Regions from separate parts of the Mus musculus genome. Here region 2 is linked to region 1. The links are chromatin loops, found by intact Hi-C in ENCODE. Cell type or tissue: heart. All regions are shown on one strand. Links, peaks and the distances in the headings refer to the core of each region. The heading gives the core; the rest is flanking DNA. Region 1 overlaps Rnf38 (ring finger protein 38). Region 2 holds the start of Rnf38 (ring finger protein 38).

What was found. Hi-C counts contacts between places; a loop is a spot of excess contacts. Peaks named below come from ENCODE experiments on the same cell type or tissue, not always from the same donor. Only the 100,000 strongest peaks of a DNase experiment are listed, where the experiment ranks them.
Region 2: a loop joins it to region 1, with 9 times the contacts of the local background. A loop is called at or near these places in 12 of 42 quality-filtered maps.

Annotation. Positions count from the first base shown.
Region 1 is chr4:44,163,937-44,172,953 of GRCm38, forward strand. All of the region lies in intron 2 of Rnf38 (ring finger protein 38), which reads right to left. Among named protein-coding and RNA genes, the nearest start is that of Mir5106, 53 kb to the right of the region's middle. In heart, for the core only: a CTCF peak has its summit at 3,671; DNase peaks (open chromatin) are centred at 4,075 and 4,465; H3K4me3 peaks cover 2,500 bases; H3K27ac peaks cover 1,964 bases.
Region 2 is chr4:44,227,446-44,236,462 of GRCm38, forward strand. It overlaps Rnf38 (ring finger protein 38), which reads right to left and starts at 6,460. Exons shown (of 12, transcript NM_001379580.1): 1 at 6,098-6,460. The coding sequence starts at 6,362. In heart, for the core only: a CTCF peak has its summit at 5,415; DNase peaks (open chromatin) are centred at 5,616 and 5,976; H3K4me3 peaks cover 1,585 bases; H3K27ac peaks cover 1,290 bases.

The DNA of each region.
Region 1 (9,017 bases), core at 2,697-5,196:
TTTATGATACTTTGGGCAGCTAATAACATCAATAACAATTTAATCCTTGTCTTAGAGATTAGCACAGTTGCACTATTGTGCTAATAGGATTTAAGGAAACACTGTTCCTTCTAAAATGGTTTCTAATGGCAGCTTTCTACTATATTCAGTTTTTGTTTTTTTTTTTTTCATAAAAATGGAGAGATTTAACAGTCTTCTGTGCCAGCTTTTTTGTCTGTTTTTAAGACAGAGGATGACCTTAAACTCCCAAGCATCCTGCCTCAGACTCCTAGGTATTAAGGATGTACACCACAACTTCCAGGATAGTACTCAATAATGTACTTTTTACAAATTATGTTGCCTGAAACCTGACTTCAATCCCTAGGATCCACATGTACCCCTGGCACAGGTGAGGCAAACACATAAGATAAATGTAAATGTTTAAATTTACAATTTTTATCAGTAATTTCTTTGCTTAATCACTTTTTATTCCTTGGTGGATTTTTCTGAAATCCTGTCAACAAATTTCTTTATTATAAATTGATATAATCAATTGTGACATTTCTTCTATACATGTATGTTATCCTTTATGCCCGCCTTCCTGTCTTACATGTCCCCCACTCTTTGTTCCTTGTCTCTCATCAGAGAAAGCATGTGATATTTGTCTGACTTAATTTAACACAGTGGTTCCCCAGTCCCACCAAATTGGAAATAAATGTAATAAATTGGTCGATAAAAAGCAAAATCACAAAGCCATTGAATCTAAAATATGTGCTCTGCAGCAAAAGAGGTCAAAATCCTGTAAACCCGTAAATGTTCCAACACAGTTGTAGTATGGCAGCACAAAACTGTAATTCTAGAACTCTGGAGAGCCAGAAATTCAAAGTCAACCTCAGCTACACCGGAAATGAGGCCAATCTGGTCTGTAAGAGATCTTGTCTCAATAAACAAGTTTAGAACAAAAGTATGACTAAACATGTGCCATAAAGCTGAGATAAATTTTAGTTCAAAAACCATAATCTGTGTTTAGTGCTGTTGCGATTACCTAGAAGTGTAATATACTCTACTCATTGAGAGAATAAATCTCCCAAACTAATCGAATGATACAACAGTCAGCTTTGCTGGATTATGTCACAAGTTTATTATAAATCTGCTCACAATTAAACAGGCTAATAAAACTTGGAGTGCTGGAGAGATGGCTCAGGATAATTTGCTTGGCTCACAAGCATGAGGACTTGAGGTCCAATCCCCAGAATCCATATAAAGTCAGGAAGAATAGTAATGCATCCCAGTGCTCCTGTGGTAAACTGAGCAACAGACAGGAGACTCCATGAAATTCACCAGCCAGTTAGCCTGGTGTATACAGCAGTGGGCAAGAGCGCCTGTCTCAAGACAGTAGGTATGAATGAATACCTAAGGCTGTCCTCTGACCTCTCAGCACTATCTGTGTGTGCCATTTTTGAGAAGCCACTAGACACTAATTGGGGTAAACATGGGGGTGCTAAGTAAAACTTATTCCCATTCTTGATTTAAGACAAACTAAGTAGATCTATGTCTTTTGGGAATCACTCAAAACCAAGGTTGGTAAAAAACAACTAAAGACTACTTGCTCCCTCTCCTTTTCCCAGTCCAGAGTTCCATAGCACAATGGTAAGACACAACTAAGACACAACTAAGTAGTATAGTATAGACAGACAAACTGGGAGGAAATGAGAATGTGTACATCACCCCTGTACTTCATTTGTTTAAATTTCTCTTTCATTTACTACAAAGAATTCAATCATTTTGTTCCTTTAGCCAATGTCATAATAGGTATTTAATATCTTCTGATAGATGGGATAGAACCAGAACTGTATGTACAAATTAATACTGCAATGCTTATGTTCCCTGCAGAGAAAACTGAAAGCAATCTATGAAATGAAGCAGTTATATTCATATATGCACCTAACTGAAAAACAAGCAGAAAATTTGTAAACAGCACCAGAGACACCATGCAACAATCAAGACTAATCAAGAACTACCTACCTTTCCAGTAAGAGAGATTACAAAACAGTGCTCCAAACTAATGGCAGCACAAAATACAAAACAGATAGAACTAAAGATAAACATCTTGACTAACAGTCTTTCTACACTGCTCAAGGATCTAACCATTTTGGAGATTTTTATTTTAAAGGCTTCTCACCCACATTAAGCTAAATAAAAATATAATCACAGTGCCTGGCAGTGTTAACTAAGACTTATCCAATGCTGGGGCAAAGAGAGACAATAGATCTATCTAATGCTTACAGACTCCCTTAGTAGATTTGTTCCAATCTTTGTCAAAAATCAGACTGCTCTAGTAAAGAAAAGAATTTATACATACGTAGATTAATATTTACCAACTTAGTTAAGGATAAGGCCCGATGAAATGGCTCAGCAGGTGAAGGTGCTTGCAGCAAAGCTGGAGACTTATCAACCTCCAGAACACATGAGGCAGAGGCACCCAACCAAATAGGGCAAGTTGTCCAAACATATTTATTGTTAAAAACATTTTTAAAAGAATCAAGATGGGCATAAACTTTAACAAGCGTAGAAACACAGCCAACTACCTTTTGGAATGTAATACACCACTGGTGGAAGGATCAGAGGGTTTAAATACAATTCTTTCTTAACTTACAGAGAATGTGAGGCCAAGATCTCTTAGAGCAGAACCTAATACTATCCTTTGAGTCCTCCAGAGCTTGTAGAAAAAGTAGTACTTACTCCTACATAAAACTAAAGAATTGACTTTAAAGTAGAACCTTATAATCAACAGGCTTAGGATAAGCAGGTTTTCTAAAGGCAAAATACATATATACTAGTATGTTTCTAAAGTAAAAGGAACTATCTCAAGAGGACAATTCCCACTCAAAATTGTCATCTTTGAGTGTTACTTATTTCCGCAAGAAACCCAACACGTTTGATCTTGTCATTTTTCAAGTAAGTTGGATTTCGCCATTAGACAGTGTGTTCCCCAAAATGAACCACAAGTTTATTTTTCGACTATGATTCAAATGTAATTGGAATTCCTTAAATCCTGGTTACAAAGTTGCATGCTAGTTAAAGAAACTTCGTTAAGTAAATGTTACTACAATAGTATCTGCAAAACAGGCAGTATTCGGCAGACTTAAGAATTCCAAGAGTCATGTATGAGCGCTGAATACATTTCAATATCCACCTCGTATAAGGAAAGAAATCGCTATCCAACGATTATATTTAAGTATTCAACTCTATGGTAAAAGAATTAGCACGTTCAACTTTTACTGAATGGCCTCTAACACAAAAGCGTTGTCCTCGTTGGATCATATATAGGGGAAAAAAAACCAACAACTTAGTTCTCGTTGGCTTTCGGTAACCCGAAAAACTCCTGTTTCAAAAACCAACCTCTCTCATTCTTCAGCCCTGAAAGGAAGAACTTCCATCCACTGAGAACAAAACGGAGCCCGTCCAGAAACCCGCGGAGGTAGAAGGCCGCGAGAGAGGACCCCTCCAACCGGGTTCTGAGTTCTCCCAAGTGACATCATCACTTCACCTGCGTCTCGTCCAGGCAGGGGCGGGCCGGCTCCCCGCCGCCGCGGGAACAAAGAGCGCCAGGCTGCCGGGAAACGTCCGCCGAGCGCGGCCCGCCGGCTCCCAACCTCCCGCGGCCAGTACCGCCCTCGCGCGGGAGCCAACGGCCGTCGCCGCCAGTACCTGCGAGGGGAGGCTCCGCCCTGCGGGGCTGCTCCCACCGCTCCCGGCCGGGCCGCCGCCTCCTATTGTGACTGCTCGCCCCGCCGGCGGCCAGCTCGCCAGGGCCGCCGTCCCCGATCGTCCTTGCCCTCGGAACCCGGGTTCCGACTGAGGCGCTGTCACGGCGCTTCCTTCCTCTTGGCACCATCACACGCGCCTCTCCAGAAACCCACGGCTCCACGCCCTGCGCCGAAGGAGCCGACTAGCGCCTGGGAAGCCCCATCTTTTCTGCCCGCCGTCCCAACCGCCCCGGCCTCCGGAGGCACGCCCGCCAGCCGCACGAGGGGCCCCGCCCCAGCCCACCCCACTGCACCCCTTGTCAGCGCTCGCGGACCCGCGCGGGCCGCGCCGGCGCAGTGAATTGCGCTGCGCGCGCAGGCGATACCCCAAGCGCTACGCTTCGAACCGCAGAACTCGACAGCCTCCCACCTCGGAGTTCCGGACGCCCGCCCCTCCCCTCCCCTCCCCTCCCCTCCCCTCCCCTCCCCTCCCCTCCCCTCCCCTCCCCTCCCCTCCCCTCCCCTCCCCTCCCCTCCCCTCCCCTCCCCTCCCCTCCCCTCCCCTTGCCCGCACAAACCTAGCCAGCCAAGCGCAGGATCGCCGGGTAGCTCCGCCTCTTCCCCCGCGCCGAGCCCCCTTTGTTTCCACCCGCGGGGGCGGGGCCGCGCACGTCCAGGCCGCTCGGGCCAGTTCCGGCAACAGAGCCGGTGCGCAGCGCCCCTGCGCAGCCCCGCCCAAGCTCACTCGCTCGGCTTGCTCGGGCGGCGAAGGTGGGGAGGTGGGGCAGCGTCTCCCAACGCAGGGAGTGCCTAGCCCGGCGGCAGCTCTCGCTCCCGCCAGCAACTCTAAAAGTCAGCAGTAGAGCAGTAAACCTCACAATATAGTATGTATTTACATGACCTAAGATGCAGGAACTTTTACTGATGTAGACACGTGGTTTCAAAACAAAACAAGCAGGCTTGTATCTAACTTGTCCAACCCTCAGGACGACGGTGACAGATTCTGTGACTTTGCTGAGATAGGAAGTTAAGTTCGAATACTAAATGAAGCCTCAGCTCACTATTGGGGTGAAGATCCAATAGAGAACATAAACCCTATATTGGCTCAGTAAATACAAGGAAAAGAATTGTTCAATACCATTGGAAATTATGGAAAAGTAGGCTTTTTAAGTAGAAATTAGAAGTTTCTTTAAAAGTTTATTAAAAGTTAAAGGATCGGTGAACAGAAAACTCAGACTGAGCTGGGCATGGCGGGCTCAAACCCTGGGAAAGCTGAGAAAGAGGACGAATAGGAGCTTTAGGTCCGCCTGGTCTACTGTATCAAAATCCGGTCTAAAACCTAGAGTCGAAGAAAGAAGGTGGGTGTAGGAGGAGGCTAAGAATAAACAGGAGGGGGTGGGGTAAAAGGGCAGAAAAGGGAAAGCAATCAAACCTCTAGAGGGCTTAACCCTTCCCTTCTTCCTTCTCTGAGTCTCAGTGGCCTCGGGTAAGAAAATCAACACTAAAATGTTTCAGGATCTTCTTGGATCATATACATTGTTTAGGAACAACACCATATGATAATTATGTACATCTGTCAACCAGTACCAGAGCACCACTGCTCTATTGTGACTAACTCCAAGGCTCACTATTTCAGGTGCTTAGCAACTGTTGAAGCAAAGTTCTAGCAATTCTTGCATAATTCTAATACAAAGGGAAGCTGGAAAGAGAAGTATTCCCTCACCCCAGTTCTTCACCCCCATTATGTTTCCTTCTCTTTTCTTTGCCTCCCCACCCCAACTCACTCTTAGACCAGGCTGGCCTTGAACTCACAGAGATCCATTTGCCCCTTTCTCTAGTGTGCTGGGATTAAAGGCATGTACCATTACACCCAACTTCTAAATGCTTTCTTAGCCCACAAGTCTGATACAGATAAAAACACAGTGACGGGGCATGCTTTTCATAAGACAACTGACAATCTAATGTGGTGGGGCAGAAATTATGTCTTAGTTGTTCAACAGTAGTTTCAGCTAAAGCTTTGCTTGCTGTCTTTTTCCACAATGGCAGAAAGCCCTGTTGAAGAGTTTTAAGCGCGCGCACACACACACGCGCGCGCACACACACACACACACACACACACACACACACACACTTTCTGTAATGAGAATTTTCTACATCTGCACAGCCCAGAAGGTATCAGAGCTATACCATGGATACCAGAAAGTATCCATGTGGTATAGCACTGGAAATGTATGTAATTAGTACATACTAGTGAACTAACATTTTTAAAGCTGCATATCCAGCACCTGAAAGAAAAGTTGCTGTGGCAAGAGCTTTTTGAGGACTTCAAGGCTGTCCTTTAGAAGTGGTTTTCTTGTCAGGTGAAAACTGTGACTGTCTTCTTGAAGTCCTTTATCAGATCACTGCCTATGAAATGGGGACGTGTGGAAGTGGACTTCAAATGTATCTGGTAGTTGTAACTGAGCTCAGCCCAGGGGCCCTACCCTTCTAATACAAAGGAGGAAGAGCAGTCATCACAAACCTCCACTAAAGTAGACACCCAGCACCTCACAGGAACCATAAAGAAGCTCAGATCTGACCGCAATGAAAATTCACAGCACTCCAATTCTGTATCCGGTTTCATTTTCTCAAGGATTTGGCTCTAACTATTCTCCTCCTTATGCCATCAAGTTTTTCTATCTTTATTGGGACATTACAAACACACCGTTAATTTTCTCCACCTTGAAGTTTTTAAGTATAGCTACAGGTTTGGTGTTCATCTGTTGTTATCTAAGTTACGTGAAACTCAGCGCTGGAACACACGTCTAACATGTTAAGGCCTTGAGCTGGATCTCCAATACCTGCCTATCTACTTCTTTACAGAGATCATTAAGGAATTTGTCTAAGAGATATTTCTAGCACTTGTGCTAGAATATGATTTGGTGAGGTAGTCATCAAACTGGCTTTCTTGGCAGCTGTGTAGTAGCACGTCTCTGATCCCAGCATTTGAGATGCTAAGGGCAGGCAGATTAAGGATTCTGGTCAAGCCTGGGTTGTGTACAAGACAGTTTCAAAAAGAAAAACGCTCTTTATCACCTTCACAGATTTTATTTTTGGGTTCAGAAATCTTGTCCACTCTTGTCTTTTGAATTTCAATAAAAAAGTTTTAGTAACTGTAAAGAAGAACAACTGGGATTTAAATTGGGACTTCGCTGAACCTGGAGATGAGAAGGCAGTGTTAGTCGGATAATGCCAAGTCCTCCAGCACCCGAGCAGGGTAAAGCCTTTGATTTGCTCTAATTTTTTTTTTTTTAAATCATGCTTCACAATGTTCTGTAATTATCTTACATCTCAGTTCTTAAGTTTGTTCCAATTGACTTTTCTAACTCAGTTGTAATAGTTAATCTCAACCCTTCAGGCTTTTAAAAATAAAAAGTCCTGTTTAAATTCTTTATATTCAGCTGAAAATAACAAAACTATTTTTTTTTCTTGCCAACATATTCTTGCCACTTAACTGTCCTTCTGCACCACCTGGTAAGTACATCCCAGTCAGAGGGAGACAGCCACGGGACAACCTTGTTTTTCCTATCAAATCTCCACTAGACAACTGTGGTCATTTGAGTATGGAGTGTTCAGGGCATTTTTCGGGTATTTCCAGGGAGTGAAATAATTTAAGGAGAGTCTTCTATTTCTAACTTGCTGAAAGTTAGAAATAACTTGGTGGTTTAATTGTACCAAAATTTTCTTTTCCTATCATATTTTTTAGTTAACATATAAACTGTATTAGTTAGATTTTGGCTATTGAACCATTAAGTCCATTCAGGTCTTATGATTGTTCTTTTTAAATACTGATGGGTTTGGTCTACTTATATTCTTTAGTACATTTATTTTTTGTCCTTGTATAATTTCCCATTTAATGCCTACATCAGGTTTTATTACAAATATTTCTGTTAGTCTTAGAAAATATCAATCTCTCCCACACTCTCCTGTGCTCTAGAAACAAATGAAGGACTGTAGGACCGCTGTTACACTTTCTTCAAACATTTGAAAAAATTCATTGACTAGCAACCTATTCATGGAATTAAAATTTTTTAGATTCTTAGCCTTTATTTATTTATTTAGGTTTTTTGAAACAGGGTTTCTCTGTGTAGCCCTGGCTGTCCTGGAACTCACTCTGTAGACCAGGCTGGCCTCGAACTCAGAAATCACCTGCCTCTGCCTCCTGAGTGCTGGGATTAAAGGAGTGCACTACCAACGCCCGGCTCTTAGCCTTTATTTTTAATGAAGAAGAAAACAACTGTAATATTAGGATAGATAGACACACAGACACAAAGACATGAAGATCTCACAATTTGCTTTTGGAAAAACTACATTCCAACTATGTGAATTTGGAAAACATTATAAATATATCTTTAAGCACAGTATATAAACAATAATTACAAGCTTGTAGAAGTGCTACTTAGTGCTATCAAATGGCAAATGTAAAATTTGTTTTTCAGATCAATTTGCTTTACTTTATACTAAAGGTTATCACAATAATGGTTATCTGAAAAATTGTTCTTTAAAAAAAGCAGACTGTGGCTATAGTACTTATCTGTTTAAATACTTCTATAACAAAAATAATGCAACTTTATTAAACATCTCATTTCCTTCATTGAACTGGAAGCCCCTTGAAGGACATTCTTATTTCTACTTGTTGTCACAGGTACCCATGTTGGAGGTATGCTGGATGGCAAAAAAAAAAAAATTCAAAGCTGGAAAAGGTCACTTCCTATTTTAAGACATTAAAAACACGATTTTAAAATGCCCTTGAAGGACCACTTGTCTAAACAGGCACAATGCCACACATCTTTAATACCAGCACTTAGGAAGCTCCACGAAATCAAGGTGAGTCTGATTACACAGTCACAGTGAGTTCCAGGCCAGTCAGGGTTGCATATTGAGAGCCTGTCTCAAAAATTTAAAACAAGAAAATCATTTGTCCTAATACTGAAGAAATTCATATGGAGAAAACTACCCAAGTAGATATGCAAGATCAGGCATCGTTACTGGAAGCCTCTGAATTCTGATGGTCACACTGTCAGGAATTAAGCTGTCATCTTCACACCCACTGCGGCAGATGCCCTGATAGCAAGCCCTATCCAACCGGCCCGGCCTCTGGTCCTGAGCTGGTGGCCTTCCCACTGTGTTCTAATGAATTAACCATTCTGCCTTGCAGTCATGGATCCGCCCACACAGTAAACTTCCTAAAGCCAACTCAGTCTTAATGGAATCTGGCAAGAGATCACAAGAACTACATGCCACATGTAG
Region 2 (9,017 bases), core at 3,856-6,355, 65 kb after region 1:
TGCTCTTAAGAAAGGCGTGAGGGAGACTTGAGAGCCGCTCATCAGGTAAAGGTACTGTGGTAACCCCCGTGGAACCCCTGGGACCTACATCCACCTCACACACAAAGTAAATAAATAAATGTGAAAAGAAAAGGGGGCCTGAGGGCTGGAGTGCAGCCAGTGACAGAGTGCATGCTTATTAGCATGGGCAGGGCTGAGACCAACCCCCCAGGCCCTCCTAAACTACACACATTTACCATTTGAGGCTTGCTTTCTGTTAGCCCTCTTGTTATTCTTCTCCCAACTATAAAAAGACAGAGCTGACAATGAGGTAGAAGCCTGTATATTTTGATAAAAAGTCCTCTTGTGAGCCCCTTATCCACCTGCCCTGAAGTAAGAGGAACTGGCCAACTGGATTAAGATGGGCATGGCCAATCAGGTATGCATACCTAAAATCCTAGCACTAGGGAATTGAAGCAAGAAAACCTGTAGTTCATGACCAGCCTCGGCTACAAAGAAAACTGGAAGCCAACCTGAGCTACATGAGACCCTGTCACACACAAAAAAATAGCAAGAATATTGGGGACATAGCTTATTTGGTTAAGTATCCGCCTACATGCACCAAGCACCAACACAGCATAAAATGGATTTGGTGCAGGCCTAGAATCCCAGCACTCCCACCATTAAGGTGTAAGCAAAAAGACTAGAAGTTCAAGGTCATCCTCAGCTGCAAAACCAGTTCAGTGCTAGCCCGAAACACGTGAGACTACCTCTAGAAGAAAGTGAGTTAAAGAACAGGCTATGGTTAATGACATTCAATCCTACCTTTAGCAGTTTTCTTTTCTTTATTTATTTCCTTTTTTTTTTTTTCCTCTGCCCTGGCTGACCTGGAACTCATTCTGTAGACCAGGCTGGCTTCAAACTCACATAGAGCCACCTGCCTCTGCCTCCCAAGTGCTGGGAATAAAGGTGTGAGCCACCACTATAATGAGTATTGTGTGTGTGTGTGGTATGCATGCCCACATATACATGTTCCAATGGCGGGAATGCAGGTATGTCCAAGTGTGAATACATTCATATGGCAGACAGAGGTTGGCACTGTGTGTCTTCTTACATCACTCTCCACTTTGGGTCTCTCACTTGAACCTAAAGCTTGACAATTTGGCTAGTCTAGCTAGCCAGCTTATTTGGGGCATCCTCTCTCTCTCTAACTCCCAAGCACTGGGATTATAGGCAGCTGCCTGTCATTTACCTGGTGCAAAGGATCTGAACTGTGGTCTCCAGGCTTGCTCGGCAAGCACTTTACCCATAAGCCATTTCCCAAGCAGCTCCTATGTCATTCCTTTATGCTCCACAAAGGAAGGAAGTATTTTGATGGCCTATGCCTGTACTCAGAAGCTGGCGGCATGGACATGGAGAAGAAGGCTGGCCTGAACTGAAAGGACCCGGTCTCAAAGTGATAAATATCACATGGTTCAAATCATACCCAGTCATGGAGCAGGAACAAAGCACAGCCTGGGGAAGGGCCTAGAGGCTGGGCTCTGGCAAATCTGAAACAGGGCCTCAAACTCTAGCAAGTGAGCCCGTGACTCGGGTGGCTGGGCCTATTGTCTACCTGGTAAGTCAGAACGTGCCGGAGCAGTGTCATCTTTGACAAAGCTCCAACTGCTGATCTAGGTCCTCTAGAAAATTTAGAGAATCCTCTATGTTCTCCAGAATAAAATAAATTCCAAAATAGAAATTACCCATGGCTAGAAAAAAGGTTCAGCAGTTGAGAACTTATCCATGCTTTCCAGAACTCACGTAGCTCCTTACAATGAAACTACAGTTCCAGGGGATGCAATGCCCTCTTCTAGCCCTAGACACCAGATATGCTATGCTATACAGTCATTCATGCAGACAAAACACCCATACTTATATTTTTTTAATTAAAAATAATAACAAACTTTTTTCTCTTTACTCACAGCAAAACTAGGTTACAGGTCAGAAAAAGTAAAAAAAGAAGCCCGGGGCCTGGAGGCCAGGGCCCGGGGCCTAACAGACTACGCTGGAGTAGATGCTGTAGTTACAGATCCAGCACTATAGGACAAAACTTTATGTTCTATAAACAAGAAAATGAGAGACATCTGAGAAATATTTCAGACATCTGAGAAATATTTCAGACATCTGAAAAATATTTAGAATAATATATGAATAATATATTTAATCTCTATAACTCACATCCAACACTAACAAATCTTAATTTGCAATTTCCTGATCTGAATTTAAGTAATATTAAGTACAATCAGAGCCCTTTGCATACCAGTCTTATCCCATGCTCCACCTTCTCTACCCAGAGATAAGTACTACTTGTGAATTTTTGCAGTCCCGACACATGTGTTTACATTACTATGTATGTATATAACCACAAATAGTTTTGAGTTTTCAAAATACACAAGTGGAAAATTTCTGTAAAAATTCTTCTGGGAGTTGCTCCCCCAAAACATATCAGGTTTTTAATATACATCCATTTGTGATACATTAGCTATAATTTACTGAGGTGGCAGGTTGAGATAAGTTTTTTAGTTGCCCATGCTGGCCTTGAACTTGTTCCACCTCCAAACTATTAGAATTACAGGTATGTGACACCATTGATGCTTTTATTTATGTCCTCGAAGAGCTGTAATATTCAGCTGTGTGGGGGCCCTGGGCGTGTGCGTTCACTGTTCAATGATTGCAGTGTTCACAGGTACTCCTGCACACACCTGCTCATGTGGATGCGAGAGGCAGTTTAGGCATCTTTCTCTACCGCTATTCACCTTATTTTCTTGAGGCTGAGTCTCTCACTGACTGTAGCTATTAAATCTACAGGGTGCAGCTGCCTCCACACTACCTCGCAAGACGAGGGTTGAAGGCAAACACTGCCACAGCTGGCTTTGGGTCTTCATGCTTTCATAGAAAGCACTTCACCTAGTAAGATATCTCTTCAGACTGTGCAAGGGTCTTTCTAAAAGTTTATATGGCCCTACTGGTGCCATATATGAGCTGGAATTATATATATATATATATATATATATATTTTATTTTATATGCATTGATGTTTTGTCTGTATATATGTCTGTGTGAGGGTGTCAGATCCTGAAGTTACACACAGTTGTGAGCTGCCATGTGGGTGCTGGGATTTGAACCCAGGGCCTCTGGAAGAACAGTGTTCTTACTCACTGACCCTTTTCTCCAGCCCCTGGAATAAGATTCTTGTACTTCTCTTGTATTTATTATTGTCTTTACCCATTTTAGATAGATAGGTACGTCAACCAGCTTTTAACTAGCTATTTGTTACACTACTACTACTCTCCAAGGTGGTTGCACACAGTTCCGTTCCCATTAACAGTATATAAAAGTACAGTTTATTAATCCTAGCAGTCAAGTCAGGAATTAGGGAAGGTGCATCTCTGTGAGTTCAAGGCCAACTTGGTCTACATAGCAAGTTCCAGGACAGCCAAGACTACACAGTGGGGCCCTGTTTTTAAAAGTATTTCCCATCTCCCACAGGGCTAGAGCTATAGTTCTGTGACAGAGGACTTGCTTAGCATATAGGAGGCTGGGTCCTACCCTTAGCACAACAACAAAGCAACAGAAGTTTATTATTTCTCTACAATCTTACTAATGCTCACCAGAACATTTAAGTTCTGCCTGGCTGACAGGAATGAAATAGCATATATTGCTGTTCAATTTACATTTGTCTGATTACAAGTCTTTGACAAATAAATGTTCATACACACACACACACACACACACACACATATACATATAGGTGGAAATACATGCTAAATGTGTTTCTTATAGTCACAGTTTGTTTGTACTATTAGGAATAAAACCCAGGGCCTGAAAGGTACTAGACAAGCACTCTCCCTTCTATTACATTTCAAAACAGGATTTTGAGGCTCAGCAGTTATGATCACTGGCTACACTTGAAAAGGGCCGAGGCTCAGACCCTAGCACCCAAATGAAGGCTCACAACAGCCTGTAACTGGACTTCCAGAGTTTCTGACACTCTAATCTGGCCTTCATGTGATGCACATACATAAACACCTGCAGACAAAACGCTCACACATGCAAAATAAACCTATTAACCAGGTGTGGCAGCACAAGTCTTTTTAGTCCTTCCACTCAGGAGGCAGAGGTAGGTGGATCTGTGAGTTCGATGCCAGCCTAGTCTACAATGCAAGTCCAGGACAGCTAGGGAAGGCTTAGAAAAACCCTATCTTGAAAACACACAAATAAGTAGATAAATAGATAAATAAATAAATCTTTAAACACATACATACATACATACATACACACACACACACACACACACACACACATACACACATGCAAATCTGTAACAAAATCCTAGGATTTTTCCTAAATTGACCAGGCTTCCCACTTGCTGCGGTGACCAGCTGGCCTGAAACTCTTAATCCCTCAGTCTTCCTAGTGCTGGGACCACAACCCCAAAGCAGCCTTCCAACAGCACCCAAGACAGAAAGCTCAGGTACAGTGCAGGACAGTAAAGAAACAGCTGACTTTAAGGAATCAATCTGGAGAAAAGGCCTTAATTAATTCACTTGCTAATTAGTCTTTCTCTTCCTTCTTTTGTCAAGCCTTACTTTCAAGACAATACCTTAGGCACTCTAGGGTCTGTATCCTTAGGGATGAGAATGAAGAAAGTAGGTGAAGTTAAGGGCAGCATGAGTCTATAACATATTACAACTGTCCTTACCAAAACAAAACCAAAAAAAAAAAAAAAAAAAAAAACCACACACAAAATTATGTCAGACCCATAGGAAAACTCTATATTGTAGACAGCGCTCAGCTTGAAGAGGCTCACTTCAAACTTACCCTATTTGCTTTGCTTGCCTTTTGGAAGCATCCCAGTCTTTTTCTCTAAGCTATCTGCTCTCCTCCCTCCCCTTCAGCAATCCCTTTATCTCCCTTCCCCCACAATAACTACATACCCTCTCTTTTTCCCCATTCCACAGCTTCTACTGATCTTTCCTCATTGCCTGCTATCCTTCCATTGCTTTCTCCTCTGGAAATAATTATTATCCCCTCGCCTTTTCTAAGATGCACGCAGAGTAAAAGCAACTCGCCTAATCACCCCAAGTAAGAATGGATTCCTCCTGAATTGTAAAGCAGGCAGGAGGGTGAGTTGTCCTAACCCTCCCAACTTCCTTCCCCCTTCTAGGACAGCTGCTCTTCCTCAGAGAATTCTCCAAGTGTGTTAAGTCCAGACCATCTAGAAAAGGCTCGGATGGCCTTCTGTCGCATGCATGCTTTTACCAGGACCAGTTATGTATTTCTGTTCCGGGCATAAACAAAACTCGGGCAATTTCCTGGAAAAAGACACTGTATAAACAGGCCTCCTTCCCTTTCATTCCCGCTGGGCTGGCTTAGCCTATGCAGTAGTGAGAAGGCTGACCTGGAGAGGGCCAAACGGTCCCCGAGTCAAGTTTCCAAAGCTCTACTCCACTACCTCAATAAAACCCTCTCGGAGCACATCCCCCTCCCCGCCCCCGGCAGGAGTCCTGCTCGCTCCAGCTCCCAAAATCGGCTCCCCAGGGCACTAAGCTCCCGAGGCAGCTCCTGTTTCTCCTTCCTACCTGTCCTGGTCAGCTTAGCATAGGTTAGCTACCCTGGTGGGTGTGCCAGGGCGCAGGCCCCAACCCCCTTCTTCCTACCACTCCAGACTCAGGGGCTGGGGACTCTGCCTCCTCCTCCCAGCCCCCTCGGCTGACGGCCCGCGCCAGCTCCAGGGTGGCCCTGGTTCTCAGCCAAGACACGACTCTAGCTGGCTTTGTGACCTTGGGCAAGTCACTTCCCCCGGTAAGCCTCAGTTTCCTCCCCGGCAGAGCCGATTCCTCACGAGGTCCTGCCCTGCCCACCCCGCAGGAAGGGGCTGCCCAGCGGGTGCGAAAACGCTTTGTGAGGCGCTCTGCCCGGCGGAGGAGCAGGGCTCCCGGGGTCTCCCGGGCTGGACAAAGCTGTGGCGGGCAAGGCTCCTCCCTCTCCGCGGGACCCCTTGCCCCGGACTGACCCTCACCCCTCCCCGCACAGCCCGCCCCGCCCCGCCCCGCCTCGCCGGCAGACCCCGTACCTGCTCCGGGCGCTCTGCCGCAGGCACCGACACCCTGCGCCCCGCTCCGAAGAGGCCCGTGGCCCGGAGGGCTAAGGCGGCCGGCGGTGATGGGCTCGGGCCGGGGCGGCGGCGGGGGCGGCGGGGGGCGCGGGCGGCGGGGGGGCCCGAGCTCGGCGGGCCCCGGCCTGGGAGACGACGACCGAGGCTGGAAGTGCGCGGCGGCGGCGGCTGAGGCGGCGGCGGCGGCGGCGACCGCGACCGCGGCGGCGGCGCTTCCGCTCATGGCGGGGCCGCGGGCAGCGGCTCGGACTGCGACTCGACTCCGGCGCGGCGGGCGCTGGCTGGGCCCGGACCGGCGGCGAAGGAGGCTGTGGCGGCGACGGAGGCGGCTCCCGGCGGGCCAGGAGGCGGAGCCGAGCCGCGGCGGCGGCGGCGGCGGAGGGGGCGGGGACGCCGGGGGGCGGGGAGACCGCGCCGCGCCGCCAATGAGCGCTGGGCTCCGGGCCGTGGCTCCCGGGCGGCGTCTAGGGGGATCCTCAGCAGCCGCGGCCCGCCCAAGCGGGGAGGCCCGGGCCAAAGCTCTCGGCATCTGCGCCCCAGCCCGGTGCTGCCCCGCCCCCGGCCCGCCTCCGGGGCGCGGCCGCGGGCCTCGGAGGCCAGGCCGACCGCTGCGCAGGCCCTGCCGCTCTGCTGCCTCGGGCGGTGTCTGCGCTGGGGAGTGTACCCCGGTCCGCCCCGGTTAGCCTCAGCCTGCCGGGCGTTCCTCTGCCTTCCCTGCGCCTGCCTGCCTGCTTGCTTCCTGCCTCTGCCCCCTGCACGTCGGTCCTCCCTCCCGGTTGTCTCCTCAAAGTTTGTGCTTTTGAGACACTTAGGAAAGAAACTCTCTCTTCGCTTCTGAGGCTGATTGGTGATAGATCAGTCTCCGCGGAGCCCTAGAGAACCGCAGAGGCGGAGACGCAAGAGTTGGAGATGAACGAGCGCCCTTCCCTGAGTCCTGGAGACCCATCTTGAATTCCCAGCAGAAGCCAGTCCGACTCAGCGGTGGTCCTCGCCCCTGTCTCCGACTTTCTCTTCCTCTTTCTCACTTTAAATACCCTTGTCGGGAAAGCCCTGACAGGAAGCCGTCCAGGCAACTGGGCCTAATCTCAGAAGAGGAAGAGGCTTCGAAGTGAGGAAACATTCGGAGCTGTACTGAAGGCTTTCCTATTATTTGGGGAAGATTTCTGAGGATTCAAAACACCATCATTCCCCCTCCCCCCGGTCTGCCCTCTTTTCTCAAATGCGATGTTGGCGGCTGAACCGATTATCTTCCCATCATTCTCTGGCTCTCGGCGTTATCCATGGAAGAGCAAAATAAACCCAACCATGTGCTGAGTAGAGTCTCTAAGTACAGGCATGTGGGTAAGGGTGCAGCTAAGCTGCTGGCTAGATTGTTTTAATAAAAATTAGCCTCAGCTTTTTCCCTGCACCATGCAAAGAAAGACTGGGAGGGCAAAGCAGACGATCTTTGGCAACAGACATTTCCAAGTCCGCAGTTGACACTAGATGATGCATTGTCTTTCATCTATCCGGTCATTAGCGGTGCTCAGAAATGAAGCTACGACGATAATAACGATATTGTCCAGGCCTTCAGAGAGCTTGCAATCTCCTTGGAGGTCAGAGAGTCTTAGAAGTTATGGATGATAATTGCATCAGAGAAGATCATTCTTGGTCACTTGAGATATTTGTAGTCAAATTTCTGAGCTACACAGAACCTATCTCAAAAAACAAAAACAAAACAAAACAAAAAAAAACCACACACACACACACACAACAACAACAAACCTTTTAAAGATCTTAAGAGCCGGACGTGGTGGCACACGCCTTTAATCCCAGCACTCAGGAGGCAGAGGCAGGCGGATTTCTGAGTTCGAGGCCAGCCTGGTCTACAAAATGAGCTCCAGGACAGCCAGGGCTATACAGAGAAACCCTGTCTCGAAAAACCAAAATAAAATAAAATAAAATAAAAAAGATCTTAAGGATGAGTAGTTCACCAAGAAGGACAGCTCGGGGAAGCTGTACTGAAACACAGTGAGATTATCTTTGACCAAAGGACCTAAATTTTCCTGCATTTCATCCCTGAGTTTCTTGTCACAGGAGAGTCAGATAATGTATTTTCAGGCCAGGGCCTCCATCCTAATAAGGCCACTGAAGAACATCTGTAAACTACTGTCCAGAGGCATCGTCCCTTTCATGAATCGCAGCCATCTTGAGCATTGTTTACCCTGTTTTTGTTGTTATTGTTGTTTTGTTTGTTTTTCAAAACAGGGTTTCCTCTGTGTAGCCCTGGCTGACCTGGAACTCAGGCTGTAGACCAGGCTGGCCTTGAACTCATCTGTCTGCCTCTGTATCCTGAGTGCTGTGACTTAAAGGCGTGAGCCACCACCACCCAGCCAGGTTAGTCTCTTTTTATCCCCACAGTCAACACCCCAGAGTCATCTCTTACAGCTCCAAGCTAGAGCAAATGTCTTAAGTGACCACCCTAAAGAGAAAGAACAGACTAGCAGTGTAGTCTAGTCAGCCCAAAGAACCCATCAAAGGATGCCTTGAGACCAGGAAGAAATGAGAGAGGGCCCAAAAGCCCTGAGTCATCGCCACACCCCCTAAGACATCATGAAAGCCTGGGCCCTCCTGCCTGCTGTGGCCCACTGGCCATTCTCCATTGGTGATTAGTGAGAGAGACTAAATCTATGGGTGTAGAAAACCCGCAGGTGTAAGAGATCAATAGGGTTGATCACTAAGGAGGTGCTGCAGAGGTCAGAAGGAAGAAAAGATTGTGAGGAGATCAAACTGGGAAGTTGATCTTTTGGTTATTTTGGGGTTTTTTGTTTGTTTGTTTATTTTTGTTTTATTTTTCAGCGCTGAGGACTGAACCCATGACCTTGCGTTTGCTATGCTA